Linked DNA regions of Mus musculus: regions 2, 3, 4, 5 and 6 are each linked to region 1. A link is a loop called in an ENCODE intact Hi-C map of the cell type or tissue named here. Cell type or tissue: heart. All regions are shown on one strand. Links, peaks and the distances in the headings refer to the core of each region. The heading gives the core; the rest is flanking DNA. Region 1 holds the start of Isoc2b (isochorismatase domain containing 2b). Region 2 holds the start of Ube2s (ubiquitin-conjugating enzyme E2S). Region 3 overlaps Ssc5d (scavenger receptor cysteine rich family, 5 domains). Region 4 holds the start of Zfp580 (zinc finger protein 580). Region 5 holds the start of Zfp628 (zinc finger protein 628). Region 6 holds the start of Kmt5c (lysine methyltransferase 5C).

Region 1 (4,808 bases), core at 343-4,342:
GCATACAGTGCTGGGCACTAAAGCGAAGGCTTTATTCATGCCAGGCAAGGACTCTGCCACCTGAGCTACAGTTCCAGCCTTATTTCTTTTTCTTTGTTCGACAGTGTCACACTCTGTGGCCCAGGCTAACCTGGAACTCTGTGTATATATATATCTCTCCCCCAAAAGATCCTCACCCACACTCAGCCTCCCAAGTGCTGGGTTTACAGTCCTCGTTAGCCACCATGCCTAGCCCTTTTCTCATAACTTCAAGGTGAAGAAATCCTCCTGTCTCCACTTCTGAGTACTTGGGGTCATGGGTATTAAGCCACCGTAATCAGCTTTTGTTTTCTTATTCATTGAACTCAAGGCCTCAGCTTCTAGAACGCTGGGATTACCGGCCCTGAGCCACCATACCAGGTTTATATATCTGGATGAAGTAATCCTCTCTCTCTTAACCCCCACTTCTAAGTACAGAGTCAGTTTTCTATATAGACCACCCAAGGAGACAAGTCCTGAATTCCTGGAGAAAAAGCTAACTGGCAAGCAGTGGGGGAAAATGTCTTACGAGGCTTGTTCTTTTGTTTTCTTAGTTTGACTTTCGGGTTTTCGAGACAGGACTTACTTCCGTGTTGTACTGGCTATTCTGGAATTCGCGTTGTAGAGTCAGAATTATGCCTGCCTCTGCCTCCTGAGTACTGGAACTAAACCATTAACTAAATCATCGGTTTATGATGATTACTGGAACTAAACATTTGCGCCACCATGCCCGGCTGTTGTTTTGGTTGACAGGGTCTCACCACGCAGTCCCGGCTAGTCTCGAACTGGCGATACTCGTGCTTCAGCCTTCCTAGAGCTAGGTTACAGAAAGCATCACCTCTCCCCGGTCGCCCCGGATGGAGTGGATGGTGCCATGAACCCTACACTAGCCAAGATTGAGCCTCTAGCTCTCTGGTCGTTCTTCACCCTCCTTCCGGGTTAGAAGCCGAGCTCTCAGCCAAGGCCCTCCCTCCGTGGATTTTCATTGGTCCTACCCTCTGTCTCTCCGCCTGCTCCAGTTTCTTCAGACCAATCGAATTAACAGGATGGAGTAGAACAGAGTGAGGCGAACGCCGATTGGTTGGCTCGGCGCGGGGGTGTAGACCCGCGGCTCTGACTACGTGTCTACAAAGGGCAAAAAGGAGGCCCAGTACGGGGTCAGTGGGAATCCAGCGGGGAAAAGGTCACGGGACTTCTTGGAAAAGGGGCCCGAACTCGAACCTGGGACCTTCGAGTAAGTCCGGTTCGTTACTTGCTGGCTGTTTGCAAACCCACCATCCCGTCATTCAGACCGGGAAACGGAAGCTTTGCAGGGTGTCGGGTTCGGGGGTTGGAATGGCATTCCATTTGGTCTCAGGATAGACCCGCGGGGAGAGTCCCCAACCCTCTCTAGAGACAAATTTTGCATCAACCCCGCCAGTGAGCTAACCCTGGAGAAAAAAAGAGACCCAGAGAGGAAGGGAAACTCACCCAGGGTCACACAGCCTGAAATTCCTGGTTCCAGGAGTTGTGGTCCCCGCTTCTCTCACAATTACGTGCTCCTCTGTATCGCTCTCCCTAAAGCATCGTGGATCCTCTCCCATCTGTGTCCCCAGTCCATCTCGATCAAATCTGGCGAACTGAGCCTGGCTGTCATGAAAGCCAGGCAAATCAAGTGCTCTCTACCACTGAACTCCATCCAGCCCCCTTGCTCATTTCCTTCACACTGTGCCTCCCAAAAATGGGTTCCCAAGCCAAGAACCCAGCCCTTGGGACATAAGCCTTAAAAACCTATGAGGGGAATAGAGAAGGGGGGGCGAGTAGACATGGCTCAGTGGCTAAGAACTCTGGTTTCTCTTGTAGAGGACCTGGGTTTGGTACTCAGCACCCAGACGGTGGTTTACAACCGTCTTTAAATCTAGTTTCAGGGGACCCGACTACCTCTTCCAGCCTCCACAGACACTACATGCATGTGGCTATGCAGTCTCAGGTCAAACACTCATATAATAAACCCAGTCCGGGCTGGAGAGATGGCTCAGCAGTTACGAGCAGTGGCTCCTCTTCCAGAATGGCTCACAACCATCTGTAATGGGATCTGCTGCCCTCTTCTGGCATGCAGGCATACATGTAGACAGAGCACTCATATACAGGGAATAGATAAATAAATATTTTTTTAAAATTAAAAGTAAATCTGATCAACACACACATTTGGGATCCAGAGAGAAATGACTCCTTCGCTTGTCTCTGACCTCCACATATGCCCCATGGCATGGATACCCTCTCCCATATAGAAACTAAATAAATAAATAGAAATTTTTAAGGAAAAAAAAATCTACATTTGCCATTCAGGGAGCACAGATGGGAGTTTGCCATACCGTTCTTGCGCTTTTCATTTCACTGGCGCACTTTTTATCTGTGTTGGAGACCTCCCTTGCAGGTTTGTTTGTTTGTGGGTTTTTGTTTGGTTTTTTTTTGTTTTTGTTTTGTTTTGTTTTTTAAATGTCTGTGTTGGAGACCTCCCTTGCAGTTGTTTTTGGCTACAAAGAATCCACAGTGAGAATTTGGCTGGCTGCAGTTTTTGTAATCCCAGCTACTCCTTCCGGAAGTTTCAGCAGGAGAATTGCTCGTTGAATTCCAGGTGCCCTTGGGCGATTTAGCAAGATTCTGTGGCAAACGGTGTTGAATCTGATCTCCAGTACTGCATGAATCACTTGTATGCTGATAAATTCTTGCACTAGGGTGTGGAGGCTAGAGGATCAGAAGTTCTAGGTCACCCCAAACCACAAAGTGGAAAACTTGAGAGAGAGAGAGAGAGGGAGAGGAAGAAAGAAGTATATGTATCTAATCACAGCTCAGTGACTCCATACCTAGAATCCCAGGATTTAAACAGCTCACACAGGAGGGTTGACGTGAGTCCCTGGCCAGCCTTGAGTCCATGAGAAGCTCTCTGCTCTACACAGTGGTTGAGAGTGGATATGATGCCATAGGTCATTAAACATTATTAGTGTCTGTTATGTAAGGCATTATGGGTCACCAGGTGGCCAGACTGCAAGTGTCTGTGGCCTAACTGGCTACATTTGGGAATTTGTGGCCCTTTATCACTAGAGCCCTGTCAAAGAGTCTTGTGATTAATAATAACCTGGTCCCTGTCAGATAAATACTTAGGGACAGATTTCTGGATCAGAGGGTTTGTGTCTCCGTCACTTTGAGGATGGTGACCATGCCTGTCAGGCTATGAGACGTTCTGAGCCTCTAGACTGGTCCCTCCGGAGCTCCCTGCTGCCTTCAGCAGATTGCTAGGTCTTTGTGATCCTCTGTGTGTCTCTCTAGCTCATCCACCCCTCAGAAATGTCTCGTGGTGCCTCCGTGTCCCTTGTGCTCAGAACCAGAAGATAGCCCCAGGAGTGGGAAGGAGCCCTCTGGGCACTGGGTGGATTGCTCAACGGGTTAGGTATTGGCCACTCAAGTCTGAGGAGTTAGGTTTGGTTCCTTGATACTCGTGTAAAGCTAGATACAGTAGCATGGAACTGTAATCCCAGTGGTCATACTGGGACATGGGAGATAGAAATGGGAGACTCCCCCAGAAGTGTCCTGGCCAGCTAGCTTGGCTTGTACAGCAGCAGAAAACAGGAAACTTTATCTCAGTGTGGAAGGTTACCGCCAACACATGAGGCTGGGCTCTGATCTCCACATGTGCTTTCATGTATATGCTCCCACTTACACACACACACACACACACACACACACACACACACAGGGGTAGGTGGAGGAACACAGACACTCACTGGCCCTCCAGGAAATGGGGAGCAGGGGCCTTGAGGTGGGACATGACTGGGCTGAGGCTAAGGGGGAGTCTAGAGGCTGTGGTCGTGTGGGCAGGGCTTCTATCTCAGTTTTCAGGTCTGGGAGAAGATGTTGGGTCAAACAGAAGTGTCTGTCAATTTTGAACCTCATCCCCACAGGCTGTTTTTGTTAGCTGTTGACTTTATTCCAAAGCTTGTATTCATTCTTCACTGGACAATCTGTTACACGTTATGCAATCTTAGATTTCTTCTTGGTTAGCTTTTTTAAGGCAAGGTCACTATGCAGTCCTGGCTGGCCTCCAACTCTTGGCACACCACCCAGATAAACCTCCAAAGTGCTGGGATTTTAAGCATGCTCACCATACCCAACACATTTATTCTGATTTTATAGCTCTTCCTTCCTCCCTCCCTCCCTCCCTCCCTCCCTCCCTCCCTCCCTCCCTCCCTCCCTCCCTCCCTCTCTCTCTCTCTCTCTCTCTCTCTCTCTCTTTCTTTCTTTCTTTCTTTCTTTCTTTCTTTCTTTCTCTTTTTGAGACAGGGTTTCTCTGTGTAACCGTAGCAATACTGTCCTGGAACTCTCTTTATAGATCAGCCTGGCTTCAAACTCACAGAGATCCTCCTGCCTCTGCCTCCAAATTACTGTGATTAAAGGTGTGCCAGCACTCCCTGCTTCAGTGTTTTTGAAAGAAGAGGGAAGCTGGCGCCTACATGGTGGCTAATAGCTCTCTGTAAGTCCAGCTCCAGGTAATTTGACGCCCTTTTCTGGACTCTCTCACCATGACATCCATGTGTTTCACAGACATACATGCAGGCACAAGACCAATCAATACACATAAAGTAAAAATAAATAAATAAATAAATAAATAAATAAATAAATAAATAAATCTTGGAATCTTAGAACTGGAAGTGGAGGCAGAAGGATCCAAAGTTCAGTCATATTGTGATTCACAAGTTTTGTTTTTTTGAGACAGGGTGTTTGTTTGTTTGTTTGTTTGTTTTGTTTTGTTT
Region 2 (4,000 bases), core at 1-4,000, 52 kb after region 1:
TCCTCTGAACGTGAACTTTTTTAGTTTTGATGAAGTCGGATTTATTTGGTTTTTTTTTGTTTGTTTGTTTTGTTTTGTTTTGTTTTGTGGCTGTTGTTGGCATTAGGTGTAGGAAACCATTGCCTAATCCAAAGTCATGAATAGTTACCCCTATGTAAGTTTGTTTCTTTTGCTTACTAGTCATGCTGGAGTCAAACAGGATTGACTGGTTCTGTCATCTTGAAGCCTGTAGCTCATCTCCATAGGAGAAAACCTTAAGACAAAAATTTGTAAAATAAGGGGGCTGGACTGTAACTACTCTAAAGGCAGTGGGACCTGGGAGAATGGAACCAATAAATCAGGCAGACTAAAGTTTCATGCAATAGCCTACTTTATTCATAGCCTCAGAAAATTTATACCAGTGGTTCTCAACCTTCCTAATGCTGCAACCCTTTAACACAGATCCTCAGGTTGTGATGACCCCCAACCACAGTTATTTTCATTGCTACTTCACAACTGTAGTTTTGTTACTGTTATGAATCATAATGTAAGTATATGTGTTTCCAATGGTCTTAGGCAACCCCTGTAAAATGGTTCTTCAACCGCCGACTCAAAGGGGTCAAGGCCCACATGTTGAGAAATGGAGATCTGTAATACCCTGAGGGTTAAGAAAGGCCACAGGATTCATGAATTCAGACTGTCTACAATCACAAGAACAAGCCACACGAAACAAAAACCTGTTTTCCATAGAGGTATGTAAAGTACAGTTTAAACATTTAGCTGAATAACATCAGCAAGCAATTGGGGTAATCTGAAGCAAAGCCACTCCTAGCTGCTACATCTTGGAGGAGCACAGGAGTACAAAACACAGTCCAAGAACAATTCCATGTTTCGACGAAACAGAGGTCACAAGACTCTTGTCTCACAAGCACTCAAAATCCTCCTGACATGACTCCATTCTTGGATACTGTTCTCAAATAGAACAAATAGCTTGGTGGTTAAGAGCACTTGTTGCTCTTACAGAGGACCTGAGTTCAGTTCCCAGTACCCTCATGGTGGTTCAAACCACCAGTTATTCCAGTTCCAGAGGATCTGATACTCCCTTCTAAACTCCCTGAGCACCAGGTATACATACTGTGAACCTACATATATACAGGCAAAACATTTATATGTTCAAAATAAATAAATTAAAAAGAATTGGTGAGCCGGGCGTGGTGGTGCACGCCTTTAATCCCAGCACTTGGGAGGCAGACGCAGGCAGATTTCTGAGTTCGAGGCCAGCCTGGTCTACAAAGTGAGTTCCAGGACAGCCAGGGCTACACAGAGAAACCCTGTCTCGGAAAAAATAAATAAATAAATAAATAAATAAAATAAAATAAAATAAAAATAAATAAATAAAAAGAATTGGTGAAGAAAATGAGTTTCCTAAGAACTATAGCCAGATCTTGTCAGGGAAGAGGGTTGTTTCTTTCTGCTTTCCCTCTAGCAAAGCTACAATTTTACAGAAAACATGAAACAAGACTCAAGAAATGTGCTTATGCAGATTTAGCTATGAGACAGGTTGTCAGAACTGTGAAATCTCTTCCTGGGAGATGAGGTCCTACTCCTCTGCAGTCAAAGCTTCAGTCTGTTCTCTCCCCAGCATGGGATTACTGCAGATAGTTTAATTCTCTCTAGATCTCTGCCATGCTGTCATAACTGGATTAACACTTCATGGTTAGTAAGAGCCTCTGGGAGTATATGTAAGGACAGGACCAGGAGGTTAATTATGGGTGAGGGAAGAGATGACCTAAATGTGGGCAGCACTATCCCATAGGCTAGAGGATGGATATAAAAGGAACGAGGCCAGGGTATGGTGGCATACACTTTTAATCTCAGTATTCAGGAAGTAGAGGCAGGTGATCTCTGTGAGTTCAGGCCAGCCTGGTCTATAGCTCGAGTTTCAGGAAGGTCAGCCAGGCCTGCACAGAAAAACCCTGGCTTGAAAAGCCAAAACAAGGGCTGAAGAGATGGCTCAGCGGTTAAGATCATCGACTGCTCTTCCGAAGGCCCTGAATTCAAATCCCAGCAACCACATGGTGGTTCACAACCATCTGAAAACAGCTACAGTGTACTTACATAAAACAATAAATAAATCTAAAAAAAGAAAAGCCAAAACAACAACCCCCGACCCCGGGGGAAAAAGGAGTTCCAGGCCAGTAATGAAATTCTGTCTCTCAAAAAGTTAACAGAAGTCTATGGGGTCTGGAGGTCAGTCACAAAGCTCTCAATAAGGACGTGAGACTTCCCTGACTTCTTCCTCTGGCACCCCTACAGAAACAATGGTGGCAAAAGTCACAAGTCATACTCTAGAGGATCAGGAAGTCCAAGCCCTCGGAGTCAACCAACCTGATTTTGAGGGCTTCCTAACACATAACAGGAGCGCAGAACAAAATGGAGCCCCATAGACAAATTATGTCCACACTTCCGCCCTTCCATGGCTTCCAGGTGAGGTCGCCAGACTCCCAGCGTAACATTTGCATACACAAAAGAAATTGAGACATTTCATTGGTCGAGGTTGGAGTCTATCACACTGAGCTGGCTTCCCATTAGTAGCTTTCAATTCCTACCTGCCCCACAAGTCCAGATCACGACCGCCCCTGTTTATTGGTCAAGGCCCCTTCCGTCATCCCTTTAACCCCTCCAGTCCTGTCTTCCCTCGCTCCGCCCCTTCCCCTGCCTAACCGTTAGTCGCGTGCGCGTCTTTCTCCAGGCCGGAGCGCGCGCGCGCACCCCAAGTCGTGGCGGCGTCTCATTCAAACGGTCCAATCAGCGGCCACGTCGCCTCGGCGGGCGCCCCCTTTCTCTCTGCTCTAGGTTTTTAGCCGCTTGGTTCTCCCAGGTCAACTCCTCAGCCGGCGTGAGCCCTCATTGTGATAGCACTCCTCACAAACTGGGTTCGAACTTCTGCTACTATTCTGACAAGAACAGAGAAAAGAGCGTTGACCGCCCAGCAACGTGCGCGTTGACGTACGCGGTCGAGACGTGCCGTGAGGGGGCGGGGCCTGCGAGTAGCTATAAAAGTGCGGTGTTGGGCGCGCGGCCGGTTCTACCGAGGAGCAGACGTAACGTTGTGAGCGTTTCGTAGCGGACGTCGGAATTAGTGGGAGCGGAGTGGGGCCTCGGGGGCCTCGCTAGGGCCACAGCGGCCGGCAGTTGGGCCCCCCGCCCCGGCCGGCGGTCCGAGGAGTGCAGGAAGGGGGCCGGGGGGACCCGCCCCCGGCCGGCTGAAGTCATGGTGAGTGACGCGGGAGGCCCGAGGGGCCGTTGGGGACTCGGGCAGAGGAGGCGACTGCGGCGTCCCAAGTGTTTTCTGGCCAGCTTCTGAGTGCTTTGGTGGCATGGCTGAACGTCCGGAGCCAGGAGTCGGCCCCAGGGCCTTTCAACAAACGGTGCGGGAGCCCAGGCAGCCCTCGGAACCTTGGGGAGGGCTTTGGGCGCCTTGCGGCCCGCCCATGGGTGTTTTAAGGAGCAAGACATCCCGCCGCCATTTCGTCCAGCCTTTTTCTTTTTGGTGTGTGTGGGGGGGCGGCGGTTGATGGGGTTGTTTCAAGCCTAAGTAGGGGAAGGGCTCCGGCTAGGCCTCAGGCCCACCTGGAACCAGTAGTGGACCCATGCGCGTCTTAACGAGCGCTTTGGGTAGGTTCGGGTACGCTGAGCCACGTAGAAGCTTTTTCTGAGACACCGTCCCGGTCAGCCATGGGGCAAAAGCCAGAAGCATCTTAGGTCCAGTTGACAGGCAGTGATTGACAACCTCGGACCTCTAAAGTCTGGATTCTGGTATCCACCCACCTTAATCCTAGCTATTTCAGGCTGCTCACTCTCCTTTTCCCTCCGTGCCTAGAACTCCAATGTGGAGAATCTGCCGCCCCACATCATCCGCCTAGTGTACAAGGAGGTGACAACACTGACGGCAGACCCACCTGATGGCATTAAAGTCTTCCCCAATGAGGAGGATCTCACAGACCTGCAGGTTACCATC
Region 3 (4,808 bases), core at 391-4,390, 75 kb before region 1:
CTTGTCAGGTTTGTCACCAAGTATCCTATCTACTGAACTATCATGCTGTCCCAAGCAGCCTTTTTTAAGCCATAGCACACACATACACACATGCACAAACATAATACAGTTAAAATAAATAGATAAATAAATGGGTGACAATAAATAATTAACAAAAAGAAAAAACGTTCCTGAGTCTCATAAATACTTAGAATACACAAACCTTTCCAGGGTGAATCTCAGGGGAAAGACTAAAGACACGATTAAGCCCAGAGAAAGGCAACACACTCCGGGCTTTGACGAAGGAAGGGGCTGGAGCTGGAAAAGTCAAGAGGGCAGCTTCTCCCCTAGGGATCAGCCCTGCCTGATCTTAGATCAGTCAGACCCATGAAGTCTGACCTACAGAAGATCAAGAACATGAGCCACTAGATCTGTGGTGATGTTCTAGCAGCCAGAGAGATCCATGGAGGCCCTTCTTAGAGCTTAAAGCCTACCCTTGCTGAGGTGGGAGAAATAGCTTAGTGGTTAAGAGCATCTTTTGGGTTTCCAACCCACACTTCAGGCAGCTTACACCTGCCTGTAATGCCAGGTTTAGATTGGATGTCCTCTTCTGGTCTCACTGAGCTGTGTGTGTGTGTGTGTGTGTGTGTGTGTGTGTGTGTGTGTGTGTGTGTAGCTTGGCTGTTCTGGAACTTGCTATATAGACCAGGTTAGTTTCAAACTCACATAGATCCACCTCCTTTGCCTCCAGAGTTCTGGGATGAAGGGTATGCACCACCATGCCTGAACCACAAAATAAGTCCTTAAAAAGAATCTTAACCATGTGACTATGCGAGTTTTCTCCCACAGGCCTTTGGTCGCTTGAGAATTCCCTTCCTGGGAACAGTGGGTAAAGTTGCTCGCTGTACATCCTGATGACCTCAGTTAAACCCTGCCAAAACCCACATGGTGGAGTAGAAAATACAACTCGTGGAAGCTGTCCTCTGACCCCACACATAAGCCATGGCACACGCATGAATTAATTAAACAACACTTCTCTTCTTGCTCTCGTCTGCTGAAGGATAATATCACATTTCTGGAAGGATTTTCTTGGTTTCTCTTCTATAAATAATCATTACCACCTTGGGATCCTGAGCCTATGAATTGTTTCGGTAAGCAGAGTTTTCTGTTATAGGTGACGACGCGGGCCTTCTGTACGTTGGATTGGAACGCACAGTCACACAACTTGTCCCTGTGCTGTCTGGATTGGAGTCAGCTAAGTGAGTCAGAGCCCAGGCTTGTGCTTTGAGTGGCAGCACACATCATCCCAGTACAACGAGTGAATGGCATTAGGCTGGCATCATGATGCATGCCTATAATCCTACCACTCAGAGTTCAAGGCTTGCCTGAACTACACAGTGACTTCCAAGCCAGCTTAGGCTATGGTAAAAAAGAAGCTCTCGGCAGCAAACAAGAGCTGGGAGATAGCTCAGTTTGTAAATTACTTGTTTTGCAAACACAAGGAACGGAGTGTGAGCCCCAGAGCACACATTTAAAGAAAATATAAAGCTGGGTATGCCATCCCGGTGGTAGGGAGACAGAGACAGAGCTATCTCCCAGGTTTATGCATCACTAGCCTGGCCTCAATGTTGAGCTTCAAGGCCATTGTCTCATAAAAACAAGGTTTAGATAGTGCCTGGGGAATAGCACCAGATGTTGTCCTCTCGCCTCCACACACACTGTCCACACATTGCAGAGACACACACAAGCATTTACATATAGTTATACTTACACACATACCACACACATATATACATAAGACACATATAAATTGTTTGAAACAGTCTCATCCTACTACTACACCTTCTTCTAACCCTTGATACATAAAATTGTCCCAAGAGTTTGCTTGTACAGTTTGTACTTCTAATTTATTTGCCCTGCTCCCCCTACAAGGATCCCCCTGCCTCAGCTGTCTCTGCAGTGGGCAGTGCCTCACCATGCGCTCAATTCTACCACGAGGGGGCGCTGCAGGACAGAGAAACTGCCCTAATTGTGTAGAATGTAAGTTCTGCAAATGCAGCTGCACTTGAACAAGGAACGGGGTCTCTAAGAACTCACTTCTGGTTCCAGCATTCTAACGATCAACCTCGATACCAGCAAGAGGTACTCCTGGATCCACGTTATACATTCCTGAAGTTGGCTCCCTAGTTCAACTCTACAGGTGGAGAACAGGGATCCTGGTGGCCAATCAAAATGTGCAGCACTCCGTGACGTAAGGAGGTGCTAGGCAGAAGAGCAGGTACCTACCTAGGCAGGCCTGATTGTGCATGCTGGGTTCCAGAAAGGATGCAAGCAGACCCTCCAATCAGTGGCAGGCAGAGGGACACACACAAAGAGGCAGGGAGCATTCAACGGTGTATGCAGAGAGAAATGAGGGTGACAGAGAAACAGGGGTGCGAAATGCAGCGGGTAGGGCACAAATAGTGTCCTCTCTCACTGAAATGAGGGTCAAGAGACACAAACAGAGAAAGAAGGAAAGAGAGAGGGAGAGGGAGAAGGAGAAAGGACTGAAGCTAGCAGAATTAAAAAACAGATAGTGCGACTCAGAACATGGCAGTAGCTGACTGAAAAGAAGTTGGAGTATGCGTGCCTGTAATCCTAGCATTGGTGGGTGCAGTCAGGGGATCAAGGCCAGCCTCGGGTACATAGAGAAGCCCAGCTAGAGCTATAAAAGAACAGCTCAAAAGTGTAGAGGGGCAGAGAAAAGTAAGAGAGGAAAAGGAAGGAAAGAAAGAAAAAGAAAGGGGAAGGGAAGAGGCTGGAGAGATGGCTCAGCGGTTAAGAGCACTGACTGCTCTTCCAGAGGTGCTGAGTTCAATTCCCAGCAACCACATGATCTGTAATGGCTCACAACCATCTGTAATGGGATCTGATGCCCTCTGCTGGGTGTCTGAAGACAGCTACAGTGTACTCATATACATAAAATAAATAAATCTTAAAAAGAAAAAGAAAAGCCTGTCTCAAGAAGGGGACGGGAGGAAAGAGGGACATGAATGACAGGTAGCTGGAGTAATAAATTAGAGACAGGGCAGATGAGATGGATCGGCACCTAGCTGAAAATTCTAGTTGTATACCTGGAACCAACATGGTAAAAGGAGAAGACTGACTCCTGCAGGTTGTACATAGACACACACACAAGCACGAATCCACGCATGCAAGTGTGCACACACACATATGAGCTCGTATACTCATGCATATACACACTTACATATGAGTGCGTGTGCGAGCACATACTGTGGCATATGGCCCTGAGCACAGGTGTGCATGCACACACATATACAATCAATCAATCTAACAAAGAAAAAGGAAGGAAAGGGGGAACGCTACAGAAGGGAGGAGATAAAAGCAGAGGGTCTGAAAAAGACAGTGGAGGGGGAACCCAGGAAGGAAAGAAGAGAGGAAGTCACGTGAAATACAGTGAGTGACGGGCAAGGTGGTACATGCCCAGTGACCCGAGGGCTGGGGAGGTGGAGGCAGGGGGAGAACAGGAGTTCTAGGCCAGCTGGGACAACGAAAGAAAAAAGAAAAAGCAAACTACTGAGAAATGGGGTGAGATGGTGACTTGAAAGGAAGATACAGGGGCTGGACAGAGAGTTCAGGCTGTTCTCCCAGAGAAGCCAGGTTCAATTCCCTGCACCCATGTGGCTGCTCACGCCTGTCTATAACTCCAGTTTCAGGAGCACTAGTGCCCTCTTCTGGCCAGGACTCTGGTGCCCTCTTCTGGCCTGTGTGGGAACTGTATGCACATGGCATAGATATGCCTACAACCATACCCATAAAATAATAACTTTAAACAATGTAAAAGGTGTGGAAGGAGTATAGAACTTTAAAGAAAAACTGATGAAAAAAACCAAGAGATACTGCACTGGGAAAAACAGAGTACTAAAGAGGAAAAGAGAGTGGGAACGAATCCAATGGGAGAAAGACACCAGGAGAAAAGCAAAATGGAGTTCTAAGATGTAGGGGCCAGGGTGGATGGAGATCCCTGGGTTAGCATCAGGGGTGGAAGGACACAGACCATAGCAAAACAGAAGCCATGGAGAAGCAGAAGGACTGACAGATGTCATGTAAGGCACTGACTTTCATGGGTGGGGCTGGGAAGGGCAGGAGTTAGAACCTGTGCTCCAGGAGGGTCCTGTCTGTGTCTGACCTAGAGCCTGACCAGGACAACACATGGACTGCCAGACTGGGTATGAGTCTGCTGACGGTGGAACCATGTGCTCACAGGACAACCCTGAGCTGAGGGCTCTGGGTCATTCCTGCACATGCTCTGGATTGAGGGGCATGGTCGATTTGGTAGGCTCAGTACTAGCTGATGCCCTCTGATCGCTCTGAGCCACATGCTGTCCCATTGCACTCTGGAGAAGGTGAATACTGTCAAGCCCAAGAGTGGAACACATTTAGGCAAGCCTGCCAGGACATGGAGGCCTAGGCTAGCTGTTAGAGAGATCTTTATGGCTGACCACAGTAGCACATATGTTTGCACTGCCAATACTTGGGAGGGGGAGACAGGAAGTTCAAGGCAAACCTCAGCCACATAGCAAGTTCAAGGCCAGTCTGGGATACAAGATATAGCACCTCAAAAACAAAACAAACAAAACAAAAGTGGGCGGATGCCATCGCCCGGTAGGTAAAGGAGCTTGTGGATAGAGCTCCACCATTTTGACTCTGACCTCATCACACATGCCTTGGCATATGCACCCAGGTTGAGCCCCTCACCCGTGTCTGGAAGGTTCTGTGTTGCTGGAGAGGGGACTTCAGTGTTTGTAGTGGTAGCCCAGGAAAGTGTA
Region 4 (4,808 bases), core at 306-4,305, 190 kb before region 1:
TACCTAGCAGTACCGGGTTTGGGAAATAGGAATCTAGGGAAAGATGAGGGTCCAAGGGAGAACGGAGAGGGCGGGTTGCCTGAGCATCAGAAAACAGCTCCGATTGGAAACGCTCTCCGAGCACAAGGTTCCTATGTGCTAATGGTCCAAACTCAATCTCCCTATCCCAACACTCAACCCACATGCAAGTAAGAACCCAAGAATGAAGTGCGGAATGTTTATTGGGCAAGGAATAAGGGATCGTGGGCATTAGAAGTACAGAGGCGATCCAGACCGTGCCGGTGTTTTTGTCTTCCACGAAGACCTTATACTTGGGAAGAGTAGACCACCAAGACTCAGGAGAGGTCGTAACGTTTGCAAAGGCTTACACAGCACAGCCGGACTGAAGCCCAGTTCCAACTGACACCCAGGCCCAGAGGGGCAACAACTTTGGTCTACATCACACAGCTAGACGGGAGAAAATATAAAATGATATTTCTCCTTGGGGATGGGTGGGGAAACTGAGGCCTAGGGTAAGGCAGTAACCTCAGGAGAACTGGGGTATGTGTGGGAGTGACGCTGTGTGGTGATCCGGAGAGGGCAGGGCTGAGCTCAGTGCAGGCGCACGTGCTGCGCCAGCTCCGCGGCGTCCTGGAAGCGGCGTGGACAGAGCGGGCAGGTGTGAGGTGGACCAGCGCGCGCACGGTGGGTGGCGCGGTGCCGCGACAGGTGGCTGGATCGCTTGAAAGCTTTGCCACAAGCACCACAAGTAAAGGGCTTGAGGTCCGAGTGCGACACACGGTGGCTCTGCAGCCGCAGAGGGCTCGCAAAGACACGAGCGCACTCTGGGCAGCTATAGCCCTTGCGAGGACCTGGCTCTCCCGGGGTCGCCTCGCGCTGCGGCGGGCCCCGAGGTTCCTCCTCCAGCTGCACCGTGTACGTGTAGGGGACCCCGTTGGCGTCGATGAGCAGATGGCGGCCCAGCCGCGGTGGCCGCGGCCCCGCCACCGAGGAAGAAGTGGAGGAGGGGCCTTCCGCCTTGGGAAAAGGGGGAGTCTTGGGGGGCGGTGGGTCCATGACCTCCGGAGAGGAGGACCGAGGGTGGGGTGGCCGCGGCGGCAGCAGCAGCATCTGGAGCGGCAGCTGGGAGCGGCGGAGGGAAGAGAAGTTAAGATCCTCTCTTCCTTTCAGGAAAAAAAAAAAATCCTAAAAAGGAAGATGATACCACTCCCTGCCAGACTGTGCTACTGACCTACCTCCCTACAAAGTAAGAAGTGACTCCAGTCCCCATCTCCGGGACTCCTACACCAGGGCTTAGCAACACCCCGCTCCACCGACTCAGGTCATAACCTCAGACATCCTTCGGATTCCCTTCCCTCACCTCCACCCACCGAAATCAATCTCCAAGTCCATTTCTTTCCTTCTCAGTTTAGGTCCTTTCTAATCTCACATTCTAGAGACTAGTGGCCTCCGAGATTTTTCTCCCATCTACCCATTCCTTTTTCTCAGAGCTCTACTCAATCTCTGATTTAGTCCTTTCCCTCAGGTCCCTCAATACCCTCAGAGCCTCCCCAATCTCCACAGTTGTCGTCGCCTCAAGTTTCCTCCCTAGATACTTATCCAGAGTCCCACTAACCCAATTCCCCACTTTCCATTCAAGGCTCTTTTATGTCATCCCCACACTCTGCACTTAAAGGTTTTGCCATTCTCTTTCCACTCGAGGAAAGCCATCGTCTGTACTTCATTCTCAACTGACTGCCTCCAATATGCGCCCCCATCTTGTTATATTTTATTCACCACCGTCTCCACCCACAAAGTATCCTGACATCTTCGGTTTCTCTCTCCATCGCCGCCACCACCTTGGAGCATCTTCCAACTCGCAGTCATAGACCTTCTGGTTTCTTGTTCCCGCACAGCTACCCCTAACCTTGGCCCCTCCTCTCTAGATACAGCTGGCATCTCTGGTCCCTCTTCACCTCCCGGGTTATTTGATGCATAGCCCCTCGTCTGGGGACCTCTAGCAGCCCTGGTCCTCTAAACCACCCTGTCCCGTTATATCCCCTACGGCCTTCCTACTCCCCTGGCTTCCATAAGGAGCTTTGGCCTCCCGACGCCCCTCTCTCAGGCTCTGAGTGTCGCTTTCGTCGCCTCACCGCTCCGACCCACACCCAGAGACCTGCCGGCCTCGCGCCCTGCCCAAGCCAGGCTCCTCCCTCCATCCCGGCCCCCGTACCCGGTGCAGCAGCCTCTCGGGTCCGGGGGAGAACGGGGCCGAGGTCCCGGACGGACCCGGGCTTGCCCTGACGAGCGCCGCGGTAGGAGCGAGCTTCCGGGCAGCTCCGGGCCGGCGGCGCCGGGGACGCGGGTCGGGGGGCGCAGGGGCGCGAGGGGCGACGGCGTCCCTGAGAAAGAGCACCGTTCAGAAACGCCCGCTACACACACGAAGGTTCCGAGGCTGGAGTCTGCAGCTGTAAAGGGAGAGCGCAAGGGGTGGGGGTGGCGCTTGGCCAACGAGAAGGACCTGCAAAAGGACAGTTTCCAGCTGCGTGCCATTCACAAGAGCCATTCCTTTGCTTTGAGTGACCCGTAAAAAGCTAGATACTGTGAAGTCTAGTAAGCGCCCCATAAAGAATTGAAATTTACAGCTTGTCGTCTTTCCACCCTGCCTCCCCTTTCCGCTTAGGCAAAACCAGCGGGTTAGAGAAGGGGTGTTTCTGTTGGATGAGCAAATGGAGAGACAGAGGTCCAGAAGCCCGATCTCTGTTCTGATTTAGCAGGGTCACAATCCTCACGTCTCATAAATGGGGGAATCAATGTCCAAAGAAGACGTTGCCAGATCCCGTAAAGTATATATGCTCCACTGAACATACGGGGAAACAGAGACTGGGGACGACCAGATGTTGACCCAGAAAGGAAAATGTACTATTTCCCCGCAGAGCATATGGGGAATCTGAAAACTGGAGCATGCTTGCTAGGTATAAAAATGGGGACAGGGTTTACCTAACATGCACTCTTGGTTTGATCCCCAGCACTGCATAAAACTGGTTGAAACAGAAGAATCAGAAGTTCAAGGTTATCTTCTCCAATATATTGAGTTGGAGGCCGGCCTGGGCTACATGAAATCGCATCTGAAAACAAGGATGGAGAGCAGCTGTGATTCTTGCCAGTGACCCAGCAGGGGAAAGTAAGGTCTCCAGAGGAGACCAGCCATTCCTAGGTACGGGCATGGGGAAGTTTAGACTTACTATGGAATACATGGGGAAGCTGAGGCTCAGAGAAAGCCAGGCATTGTCGTATACACAGGCAAGGAAGCTGGTTCTTTGGAATGGAAAAGAGTGCTGCTGAAGTCACCAGCACCCACTGCCTATGGTAGCTGGCGCGCAGGGCTCTTCAAGGAGGGTCTGAGCATCCAGTTTTGATGCAGTAGCCTGGGCCAGTGAAGACACTTTGTATTTGTAAAATGCACTCTGGTATGAGATGCAATTACAGGAGGTTAGGACCCATCTAAGGCTAAGTCCTAGATCCACGTACTGGGAGTTGGGAGGGGGCAACAGCTGGACATAGCCAAGGGAGAGGAGGGTTAGGCGCCCAGTGCAAGGACCCCACCCACCCACCCACCCAAAGAGTGGACTACCCCTTGAAGAATTATCCAACATCTTTCCATCGGTAACAAATGCTATAATTTCTATGAGGCGTGACAGTGGATACATGAAGCTATTGAGCACTAGTGCTTCTGAGGCCCTGAAGTATGGAACGTATTCATTCCTTAATTTAGATTTGCCCCAGGAGACAGCTATATAAACTGTATTTTTATTTCTTGAGACATGATCTCAAGAAGCCTAGCCTGACTATGCAGCCTAAGATAACCTTGAATTCTCTCTCTCCTTTAAAAAAAAATGTATGTAAGTGTTTTGGTGGCCTGTAGGCATATACACATGTGTACTTGGTGTCCTTGGAGGTCAGAAGACAGCAATCGGATTCCCTAGAACTGGAGTTAGAGTGTTTGTGAACCACCTTGTGGGTGCTATAAGTCAAACCCAGGTCCTCTACAAGGGCAAAGGAGTTCAAACCCAGATGACCACGTGGTGGAAGAAAAGAACCAACTCTAGAAAGTTGCCTTCTGACTGCCACATGCATGTACACGATCACACATAAATAAATGAATTTCAAAACCTAAGCCAAGAAGAGGGCAGAGACACAAAACAAAATATCAGTTAGTGAATGAGTAAATTTGATCAGATAGTAAATCCCACCTCTCCCTGAAAAGATACTTCTGGATGGAGCTGGAGCCATGCTTCAGCAGTTAAGAGCACTGGCTGCTCTAGTAAAAGCCCCAGGTTCCATTCCCAGCACCCAGCTTAACAACCATTTATAAATCCAATTCCAGGGGAGCCCACACCATCTTCTGTCTCCTGTAACAGGCATACATGTCTACAAACATCCGAGTAGGCAGAAACACCAATATACATAAAATAACTTTTAAAAAAGCTACTGCCGGGTGGCTTAGCATCCCCAAAGCTCTGGATCTGATTCCCCACAACACAGAGGAGACACCCTGCCACCTAGCTGGGACATGGTCATGATAAAGTCTACCAGACATCAGTCTAACCCCTCTAATGTCCTCACTTGTCCCAACCACCACCTCTCTCCCTCTCAAAGTCAGACATATCATGTCCTGATATGTTTCTCTGTTAAAGGAGGTGTGGCCTTGTTAAAGTGGGTGTATCACTGTGGGTGTGGGCTTTAAGACCTTGTCCTAGCTGCCTGGAAACAAGTATTCTCCTAGCTGTCTTTGGAACAAGATGTAGAATTCTTAGCTCCTCCTGCAC
Region 5 (4,808 bases), core at 344-4,343, 51 kb before region 1:
GCATCTTGTGATGTCTGGAGACACTGGCTGTTGCTTGTCTGTCAAGGGCAGGGACAGAGGTGCTTCTCAGCACCCTACAGCACACAGGATGAATCCCTACAAAGATGCAGTCCAAAAGAGTAGCAGCTGACAACTGCAAGGGTCCCCGCCCCCAAATACTCTATGCCATGGCCTCTGACCTCCCATGGCATCCTCTAGCAGTTTGCTTCTCTCCTGGCCCAATCCCAGCAGCATATGTAAGGAAACAAGACCCCTTGTTCCACTTCCCCCAGCCCTTTATATGTCAGGGGGACTAACCTGCCCCTCCCTCTGGAACCACGTCAGGTGCCTGCAGTCCCCACATACCCCAGCTCCTTGTACCTGCAGTCCCCACATACCCCAGCTCCTTGTACCTGCAGTCCCCACATACCCCAGCTCCTTGCTGCTGAGTCTTTCCTTTAAGCATATCTCCTAGCTGCAGATGGCTGACTCTCCCTTCTGTGACCACCTTAGCCTTCGGGCTGGATCCTTCTAAACCTGGAGGTGGAGAATCAGAGCTCAGTCAAGAACTGCTGTCTTCCTCTCTGCCCCCACTGCCCCTCTCTGAAAGCCCTTACCCTCCCCTAGGATTCCACAATCTATAGAAAACTCTAAAAGTGTGACTCTACCCAGGCCTCTCCTTTGCTCCAAATGCTTGGGACACAAGATACCTCACACTTAACCACAATCTAACTCCAGGTCTTTCTCCCTCTATGCTCTCCTGTTACAAAACTTAAGGGTTGGGCAGGAGATGTAGCTCAGTTGATGGAGTGCCTATCCAACACACACAAAGTCCTAGGTGTGAGCCCCAGCACTGCTAAACCAGGTGTGGTAAGAGGAGGCTAAGACAGGAGGATGAGTCTGAGGCAAACCTGGATAGTAGTCACACCTATAAGGGGACAGAAGACAAACTCCCTTACAGGAGCCTGCTGACTGCGCATAACTACGTCCGTCTTCTCCCCTCTTGCAGGCCTCCTGTCCCTCTAGCCGTTCAACTAAGCAGGGAAAGCTACCACCACCTTATGCCTAGTGCCCTTCCCCTCCACCATCCACAACTCACACTGTCACCTCCAAGTCTTCAAGAACTCACCCCAGAGAGCCTTCCTCAGACCACCCTTGAGCACTCCCTGATCTCCTCCCATGCCTTATTTGCTCCCTTCTTCACGGGGCCCATCACCTTCTAAATACTATAGGGCAAGCATTTCTCTTTGTCTTTTTGAGACACAGTTTCTCTGCACAGCCCTGGCTGTCCTGGAACTCACTACCTAGACCAGGCTGGCCTCGAACTCAGATGTCTGCATCTGCCTCCTGAGTGCTGGGCTCAAAGGCGTGCATCACCACCACCCTAGCCAGGACTTCTCAACCTCACCAGCACAGAGATTTGGAGACAGGTCATTCTTTGTCAGAGGGGCTGTCTAATAAATGGATGGGTGTTCATCAGGATTCCTGACTCAATAGGATGGATGCCACTGGTAACAAAACACAGTGCCAGCTTGACCCTTCCCTAGTAAATCCTGAAGTCAGTACTGCAGTGACAGTACCCCAGGACAGTCCCATCAACATATAAGTCTCTTACTGCTTGTTCTACTCTGTCAATGTTCACATCATCCAAACAGAGAACCTCTGCTTCGTTCGATCGATCGTTCTCTGATGCATCCATCACCCACCAAAACATCAGGAGAGAGCATGCTCAGTAAAGACAGTCTGAGTGAAGAGAGGGAGGCACCCCCTTTTGACAGGTTATAAAGGATTTCTTTTTCAAAGGGCAATAGGCTATGAAGGATTGTTTTTTTAAAGGGCTGTTGTTCCTTTTGGCGTGTAGGTGACAAATGAGGTTCAGAAACTGTCTGTGCCTCTGAGGCCATATCTTTTAACACAAGAGGCCCAACGGAACAGGGACCCATCTTAGCAGTGAGAGTGCCCTTTAAGCGTCTGGGCTTTACGAGGAAGCTCTTGGGGTTTGGGATGTAGCTCGGTTATTAAGGGTTAATGACTGGCATGCACAAAGCTCTGGGTTCTTGTCACAGTACACCATAGAACTGGGCGTGGTGGCACAGGCAGGCCTGTAATCCCAGCGCGCAGATGAAGGCAGCAGGATCGTAAATTTAAGGTCATTGTCAGCTATACAGTGAGTCTGACGGCATCCTAAGCTACATGAGGTTTTATCTGGGAGGGAAAAAAGATCTCTTTGTTCAGATAGTCTAGGGACCAGCAGAATTATGAAACTTTTCCTTCAATGTTTGGGAAACTATCACCCGCTTTTAAGGAAATAACCCCCTTTTAGGAGAAAGGGGAGAAGGGAAAGGGCAGGAAGCTTTGCAAAAATGCAGCTAAACACACTGTCCTTACCCCTTTAAGAGGGCGGAGCCGGCCTAACAGATTAAATATCGGAGGCGAAATAGCGACCTTCCCTTTAAGGTACCCCTTCCGGTTTCCCGCTCGCCGTTCTCCAAACGACTCCGCCCTCCGGCCCTTCCCCCACCGCGCCCTCCGGTCTCTCACCTGTGGCCCCGGTCGGGGAGGGGGATCAAGGAGAACCCCAGGGCCTTCCCGCGGGGGCTGACGGGAAGCGGGGCCCGGCACAGCGCTGCGGGACCCGCGGCCCGGGAGGGGGCGGGGGCGCGCTCCCTCCCCACGGCCCCCGGCGCGAGGCACTCAACCTTTATCGGCGGCCTCTCGCGCACACAAACCCCGCCGCCGCCGCCTTCGTGCGTCATGACGCAACGCGCCAAGCCCGGCCCGGCCCCACCCACTGCTGGGGTTCGCCAGATGCAGAATCCCGGGGGTCCAAGCCTCAGGCCCGTGGTGTACACGCAGACCCTGTTCCCTCGTGCTGGGAAGGAAACTGAGGCACTCAACCTTCCTGCATGGCCTGGGATGGCCTGGGTCTCGGGAGTCTGAGTTGCCCCTACAAGCCTGCTTTTTTTCCCCTGCCTGCTGGTATCTGGGGCCAAGCTTGCTTTCTGAGCCTGTGCTGAGACTTTCGGATAGATTATTTTTGTTGTCTTAATTGTTTTTTGTTTTTGTTTTTTACTTTTTGAGACAATGGGCTCTTGTAGGCTCATGTAGCACGGGCTGGCCTTGAATTTTTTTTTTTTTTTCCGAGACAGTCCTGGAACTCTGTAGACCAGGCTGGACTCGAATTCAGAAATCCTCCTGCCTCTGCCTCCCAAGTGCTGGGATTAAAGGTGTGCGCCACCACTGCCCGGCTGCCTTTTTCTTAAGATCTATTTATTTTTACCTTCTCTGTATATGTGAGTTCCCACATGCATGTCTGTGCACCCCATGTGTGCCTGGTGCCTGAGGAAGCCAAAACAGAGTGTCAGATCCTTTGGAGCTAGAGTTACAGGGCAGTTGTGAACTGTCTGGTGTGGTCCCAAGGAACCGAAGCCCAGTCCTCTGTAAAACTAGCAGTTGTTCTTAACTACAAAGCTATCACCCCAGCCCTAACTTAGAGGGCTGGTGAGATGGCTCAGACTGATGGTACTGATGCTCGCTGCCCAGTGAAGCCATAGAGGAGTCTTAATCCAGCAACATGGCTATTGTGGCTGGAACACAGATATGACCTTAGTACACACCTTTAATTCCAGGAGACAGAGGCAAGCAGATCTCTTTGAGTCCAAGGCCAGCCTGGAATAGAGCAAGTTTCAGGTAAGGAAAAGCTTAGGACCAGGTTTGGTGGTGCATGCCTTTAATCCCAGCACTCAGGAGATAGAGGCATGTAGATCTCTGAGTTCTAGGCAACCAGTTCAGTTGAATCAGTGAGTTGAGAGGCTATGCAGAGGAGTTCAGAGGTAGTTTTCATAGAGATGGTTTTATAGAGACAAGTTGCAGGTGAAGACACAATGAGCCAGAGAATAAAAAGAAGCCAAATTAGAACAGATTTCTAGAGTTAGTTTGAGGTCAAGCAGAGCAATTCAGTCAGAAGCTGAGAGAATCAGTCACTTTGGAGAGGTGTTTAGGCCAGAGAAGCTGAGTTGAACCAGCCAGCCAGAATTCAGAAAGAGCTAGAAAGGGTGAGTTTATTCAACAGTAGACATCAGAGATGGCAATTACATCTGGAAAATAGCAATTACATTTACAACATGGATATGGTGAAAGGTGAGAACAAACTCCCACAAGTTGTCCTCCAATCAGCATCTATGCTGTGTGGCAAATACATGCATGCCCATACACACAAAATAAGTGGCTGAATGTAATTTACATTTTTTCATTTTATGTATGAGAGAGAGAGAGATCCAGAGAACCCGCCTTTGATTTCTAGAATCCACAACAGTGGCTCACAACTGTAACTCCAGTCCCACAGAACCCTCCCGAGACACCGTGGACACAGGCACAGACATGAGTGTGGTAAAACACACATACACATAAAAAGAAATATATTATTTAAGTTCAAAGTCTCGCCTGAGATTCAAGGCAGCCCCTTAGCTGTGAGGCCCTGCAAAGTCAAAAAGAAAGTTCCAAGATTCTGATATGCAGTGACACAATAGACACCCTGTAGGGTCCGAAAGTCAAGTCGCTGAAGACTTCAGACTCAGTATGCAAAGACGGTTTATTCTAGAGAAACAACCAGCATGCAGAGGTCAAATATTTTTCAAAATGTCAACCCCAGACAAAGGTGCATAGGCCTTCTTATAGGGGGACTGTCAGGAAGGATCAGGTAATCTAAAATTTCATTGGTGAGTGCTAGGCTGGGGGGGGGGGGTCATGGGTGGTCAGTGGCCTGCATTCCTATGTCACGAACTTTAACTATAGGATGAGGTAGGGCTACCCAGCGCAGATGGCCCATT
Region 6 (4,808 bases), core at 437-4,436, 120 kb after region 1:
CCCAATTCTCTTCTTCTAGGCTTCTGGGCCTTCCTTGCAGGCTGTCCCCAGCAGCAAGGCAGTCTTGGGCCTGGGGGCTACTCTCCTGAGAGATCTAGAATCTGCCAGCTAGATGGAGAGAGCACTGTGCAGGGCAGGCTGGGGCATGGGCTCCCTCACGTGGGTCTTGAGAGCAGCCTCCTGCCGAGGGGCACGGCTCTGGAAGTAGTGGGCCATCCAGCCTCCTAGCGTCAGGGCCCGGAATGCAGCCTCCAGGTCCCGTTGCCTTAGGAAAGCTTCCAGTGCTGAACGAAGGTGGTGTTGTCGTCGCAAGGTGGGCACAGGACTGGGAGAAAGGGTATGCCTGGGTTCCAGGGACTTCCAGGCCTCCTGGCCCCCACCCGAAGCTTCAGGGAGACCAGGCTGAGAATTGTAAAAACATAAGAGAAAGGGTCCAGGACCCAGGACCCCCAAGTTCCCCCTCACCTGACATTCATCTTATGGGTGCGGAAGCCGAGGTAGGGGTCAAGAACAAGGCTGGTGGCCAGGTCATCATTCTCGCACAGTTCTCGGGCTGTCACTCGATCAGGCCCCATGGTGCTTTAAAAACCATGCTGCTCTGGCACAGAGCATGGATGTGCCGCTCAGGCGCTGCATGGGGTGTCTGTGGGCCCCAGAGCCTGCTTATCTGCAGGAGAGCACGGGGGTAATCAATATTGACTTCATGGGACTCTATGTAAGAATGACACCCAACAGGTACTTTCGAGTGAGGAAACCTTAAGAAAAATAGTCTCCTGTGCAGTAAGTATTTCCTCCCCTCTTGCAAAACAGATGCATGTCCCCCAATCACATACACTACCTTCCCAGGACATGGACACTTTCTCGAATGTCAGCACACACAAAGACCACTTTGCCAAGTGCACATGTAAGAGACAGGTCCCTGTGTACCCAGGCGGAAGGAAGATTAATTAACTGCCTGAGATAACTCCAAAGGCTTAGCATGGCAGGAGGGAGTTGGGATAGCTGGGCTCTCATCAAGGGAAAGGGGAAAAGGAACTCCATAGGAGCTTCTGGCCTGCCTTTGCTGACCCCCTGCTAGGCTGATTCTCCCGTCCTCAGCACCTCCCTCCAAGGTCACCCTCCTCTGGGGAGTGGTCAAAAGGTTGTGGGTGGAGCCCAGGCAGCCATTAGGGGAAGAAGGATCCAGTCCCTAATGCCTCTCCGAGGACTCCAGCAAAAGGGAAGCCCGCCAGAGGACAAAAAACAGGAAGAAGGGAGGAACAGAAAGGAGAGGAGGAACAAGTCAAAACAAAGGGTCGGAGGCAAAGAGGGGAAAAAAATAGATTCAGAAAACCAAATCAAATAAAATGGAGGGCCAGGTTACCCAGTACCCTCACTGTGGTGTGTCTGACAATTCTGCGCTTTGGGAGAGAGCAAGAAGGCAGAGTGTGGCAAGACACACTCCGCCACTCTGGGAGAAAGATCTGGAAAAAAAACGGTCTGGGTTAAATGAAGAGGGTGCTTAGAAAAAAAGCCTGGAAGCTGGGAAAAGACAAAGTGAGGTGTAGGGAGTATGATGTGAAGGGAGAGAAAGGGGAGAGAAAGATGGAGGGAAGTCAGGATTGGCGGGGGTGGGGGGAAGAAGGCACCTGAGGTTGCAAGGGAGGAGCCCACGAAATCCAAAGGGTAGATATGCCTGGGGTCCAAGGGAAGGGCTTAGCGGTTCCAAGCAGGGTTTGAGGGAATCCTGGGGGATTTGAAGTGATGGAAACCTGAAAGATCCTACGGGTTCGAGGAGGGAATTGAGGGCGCTAAGTAGCTAACTAAAGCCTGGGAAGGTTGCAGAAGGGGGCTGGGGAAACAGAGAGTCAGAGGAAGGGCCTCAGAGACCAGGATAGTGAGACAGGAGTCAGGAAGTGCCCTGAGTGTGACAGGGTAGGTAGGTTACGATGCAGGAAAAGGTGGTGGGGATGGGCCCTGGTGGGGCAAGGAGCGACTCCTAAGGTGCAAGGAAAGTCCTGAGAGTGAGAGAGGAGTCTGCATGGGCTCCAAGGGTGCAGGGAAGGGTACGAGTGAGGAGCGCGTAGATCCGCGGGGCTGGAGACTTGGACCGCAAGGTTCGAGGAAGGGCCCGGGGACAGCCGGTTCAGGGGGTGACTGGGAGGCCGGGCGGCGCGGGGCGGGGGCCAAGAGGGGGCTCAGAGGTCGGGCCCCGCGCCGCCCCTCACCCGCTTCTCCTCCTCCTTCTCCTCAGGAACCCGCGTTGCAGCCGCCACCTCCACCCACCGCCTCCTCCGGCTCTCGTCCGACACAGCCGCCGCGCCTCCCCTCGGCCGGCGTAACAAACAGCTTAACCTTCCTTTGGCCCAACCCGCCGTCACTCTTCCGTTGCTATGAAACTCGCGCTGTTCTTATTGGCTGACTCTCATTGCTCTCTTTTTCCCGCCTCTTCTGGCCCCAGTCGGTGCCCTGACAAAACCCCTCCACGCCCACTCTGTCAATAAATCCAGCGAACTACAGCCAATGGCTCGGGTCGCTGTCATTCAGGCGTTGCCATAAAAATCTGTCCCGCCTCTTCTTCTGCACTGTCCCAAATCAGTGCTTTCATTGGCTTAAAGAGCCGTCGCTCCAACAGAAACTCTGTTTGGGTCAGGTTATTCAGGTCCAAGTGAAAAGAGGGAGGGCTCTGTCAGAGACAAACTTCGTATATTATTGGTTGGCCTTGGACAGGACCACGCTTCCATTCGTTAAGGCCTCCGCCCATCACCCTAAATCCGGAGCTCTATTCTCTTTCTTTCAGCTTGAAGTGGGGCAAAATCCCTGAGCGAACCAGGAAGGAAAGAGGTGAATGCACACACGCGCCATCGCGCTCCCGGCCCCAGGAGACCATTGGTTGCCATGGCAACAAAACTTCAGTGCCAACCCTGCTTAGCAAGAAGATCTTTTCTCTTTCCCAGTATTCCTTATCTTTGGAAAATTGTACCTACAAGAACTCTGTGAAGTTTTCTTGTCCTGCCTGTGAACAGTTCAGAAAGAGACGACGCTGAGAAGTTGGGACTTAGAAGACAAGCTCTGATTCATGGGGCACTCCCCTGGGGAAACCCCTTAATTAAGATTACCCACCTCTTCAATCCTGCAAGTATAATTAGCAGGATATCATAATTACGTCCAAACAAGTAAGCTTACTTTTGTTTTTGTCTTTCCTGAGTTATCTATTTGGTGGGTTAGGATAATGCCTACAGCACAGAATGTTTTGTTACTACAGACTGAAGGAACAACCGATTGAAGTGAGATGGGACATTGAAATGGCCCAGTGTGTAAAAGCACCTGCCCACAAGTCTCATAGCCAGGATCCGCATAATGGAAAGAAAGCACCGACTCCTGAAGGTTGTCCTTGACCTCCACATTCATGCCAAGGCGCGCGCGCGCGCGCGCGCACGCACACACACACACACACACACACACACACACACACAATTGATTAAATCATAGTAGCTTCTCTTTTGAGACATGAGCTTTGACTGTCCTAGAACTCACCATGTAGATCAGGCATGAATTTGCTCGTCATCCTTGCACAGGAGCCATGCAAATCTTCACTGTATCGCTGCAATTTTAGTATATGTGCTGCTGCAACATTTTGTTTTTAAGGAGGCTGAAGTTTTGCACCGTTCTGTGATCTTGGGGTTTTGCCAACTCACAGCTTCATGGTTGCGTCTACAAAGCAAATATCATACACTGATATACTTTCAAGTGTCTGAGGTCCATGCCTCACCACCCTTCTCTCTCCTAAATTCTAAGACAGCTCCCTACCCTAAGCAGCTCTCCGGGTTAGGATGACTATATCGTCCTTGGGTGCTGTCACATTATATGAGATTTTCAAATGGCTAATAAAAATATATTTAAGGGAAAAAACCCCACTAAATAGCAAAGTGTCTTCCAGACTGTTGAAGTATATTCCAGGATGAGGGTATAGCCTGTGGGTATACAATATGCACCATGGGTGAGGCTTGTGGTTTGATTTCCATTTTGAAAGAAAAAGAGATGTGCCTAGCAAACAACTGGGTAGAGAGATTTAATACAGCAACATGGCTACTCTGGCTGGAATACATTCGTGTTTTTTGTTGTTGTTGGGTTTTTTTTTTTAAGATTTATTTATTATTATTATATCTAAGTACACTGTAGCTGTCTTCAGATGCACCAGAAGAGGGCATCAGATCTCATTACAGATGGTTGTGAGCCACCATGTGGTTGCTGGGATTTGAACTTCGGACCTTAAGAGCAGTCGGTGCTCTTAACCACTGAGCCATCTCTCCAGCCCCTACATTAGTGTTCTTAGCACACATCTTTAATCCCAAACAATGACGGTAAAGTTAGTTTGTAGAAGGAGACACGTGTGTTTGAAAGGGATGTTAACTGAGAAACAGATGAAGTGAGGAATCAGAACAAGAGTAGATAGAATAGGGATATGCCCAACTCTCTTGAGAACAGAGAGAAAACAAGAGGCTACTTAAGAGAGAGCAGGGCAGAGAGAGTGAAGGAGAGAGGGCAGTTTTACCAGGACAGTTGTATAGAAACAAGTGTGTGTGTGTGTGTGTGTGTGTGTGTGTGTGTGTGTCTGTGTCTGTGTGTGTGTGTCTGTGTGTGTGAGAGAGAGAGAAAGAGAGAGAGAGAGAGAGAGAGAGAGAGAGAGAGAACAAGCTAGACACAGGTGAAGACAGAACCATTTAGAGAGTAAGAAGGAGCCAGAAGATTAGAATAGATGGCCAAAGTTGGTATGAGGCCAAGCAGAGCAATTCAGGAGAAGCAGAGAAAAGCCAGGTTGAATCAGT

What was found. A loop is a pair of places that touch in the nucleus more often than their neighbours do. Peaks named below come from ENCODE experiments on the same cell type or tissue, not always from the same donor. Only the 100,000 strongest peaks of a DNase experiment are listed, where the experiment ranks them.
Region 2: it touches region 1 in a loop (4-fold over the local background); 9 of 42 quality-filtered maps call a loop at or near these places.
Region 3: it touches region 1 in a loop (6-fold over the local background); 10 of 42 quality-filtered maps call a loop at or near these places.
Region 4: a loop joins it to region 1, with 3 times the contacts of the local background. A loop is called at or near these places in 3 of 42 quality-filtered maps.
Region 5: a loop joins it to region 1, with 2.0 times the contacts of the local background. A loop is called at or near these places in 11 of 42 quality-filtered maps.
Region 6: a loop joins it to region 1, with 2.1 times the contacts of the local background. A loop is called at or near these places in 2 of 42 quality-filtered maps.

What each region holds. Positions count from the first base shown.
Region 1 is chr7:4,862,505-4,867,312 of GRCm38, reverse strand. Isoc2b (isochorismatase domain containing 2b) reads left to right here and starts at 1,134. Exons shown (of 6, transcript NM_026158.2): 1 at 1,134-1,252. In heart, for the core only: a CTCF peak has its summit at 2,103 (motif pointing left); DNase peaks (open chromatin) are centred at 1,012, 2,082, 3,572, 4,102 and 1 weaker place; H3K4me3 peaks cover 1,767 bases; H3K27ac peaks cover 1,545 bases.
Region 2 is chr7:4,811,419-4,815,418 of GRCm38, reverse strand. It overlaps Ube2s (ubiquitin-conjugating enzyme E2S), which reads left to right and starts at 3,079. Exons shown (of 4, transcript NM_133777.2): 1 at 3,079-3,256; 2 at 3,863-4,000. The coding sequence starts at 3,254. In heart, for the core only: a CTCF peak has its summit at 2,472; a DNase peak (open chromatin) is centred at 2,648; H3K4me3 peaks cover 2,470 bases; H3K27ac peaks cover 2,503 bases.
Region 3 is chr7:4,937,562-4,942,369 of GRCm38, reverse strand. Ssc5d (scavenger receptor cysteine rich family, 5 domains) reads right to left here. Exons shown (of 14, transcript NM_173008.3): 12 at 4,738-4,808. Among named protein-coding and RNA genes, the nearest start is that of Ssc5d, 14 kb to the right of the region's middle. In heart, for the core only: CTCF peaks have their summits at 1,973 (motif pointing right) and 3,740 (motif pointing left); DNase peaks (open chromatin) are centred at 1,999 and 3,719.
Region 4 is chr7:5,049,119-5,053,926 of GRCm38, reverse strand. It overlaps Zfp580 (zinc finger protein 580), which reads right to left and starts at 2,395. Exons shown (of 2, transcript NM_026900.1): 1 at 2,213-2,395; 2 at 204-1,122. The coding sequence starts at 1,110. The coding sequence ends at 592. Gm15510 (predicted gene 15510) reads left to right here. Exons shown (of 4, transcript NR_166619.1): 2 at 3,009-3,196. It also overlaps a transcript of Ccdc106 not described here. In heart, for the core only: no CTCF peak of the experiment used is centred there; a DNase peak (open chromatin) is centred at 2,296; H3K4me3 peaks cover 2,903 bases; H3K27ac peaks cover 1,891 bases; H3K27me3 peaks cover 1,835 bases.
Region 5 is chr7:4,913,118-4,917,925 of GRCm38, reverse strand. It overlaps Zfp628 (zinc finger protein 628), which reads right to left and starts at 2,709. Exons shown (of 3, transcript NM_170759.2): 1 at 2,521-2,709; 2 at 410-516. In heart, for the core only: no CTCF peak of the experiment used is centred there; DNase peaks (open chromatin) are centred at 2,047 and 2,705; H3K4me3 peaks cover 2,329 bases; H3K27ac peaks cover 2,373 bases.
Region 6 is chr7:4,737,639-4,742,446 of GRCm38, reverse strand. It overlaps Kmt5c (lysine methyltransferase 5C), which reads right to left and starts at 2,320. Exons shown (of 9, transcript NM_146177.2): 1 at 2,208-2,320; 2 at 466-667; 3 at 160-325. The coding sequence starts at 575. It overlaps Gm24537 (a small nuclear RNA gene), which reads right to left and starts at 3,615; the gene lies at 3,514-3,615. It overlaps Gm42369 (a long non-coding RNA gene), which reads left to right and starts at 2,367. Exons shown (of 2, transcript XR_881802.3): 1 at 2,367-3,155; 2 at 3,245-3,457. In heart, for the core only: a CTCF peak has its summit at 2,309; DNase peaks (open chromatin) are centred at 556, 1,156 and 2,476; H3K4me3 peaks cover 3,317 bases; H3K27ac peaks cover 2,835 bases.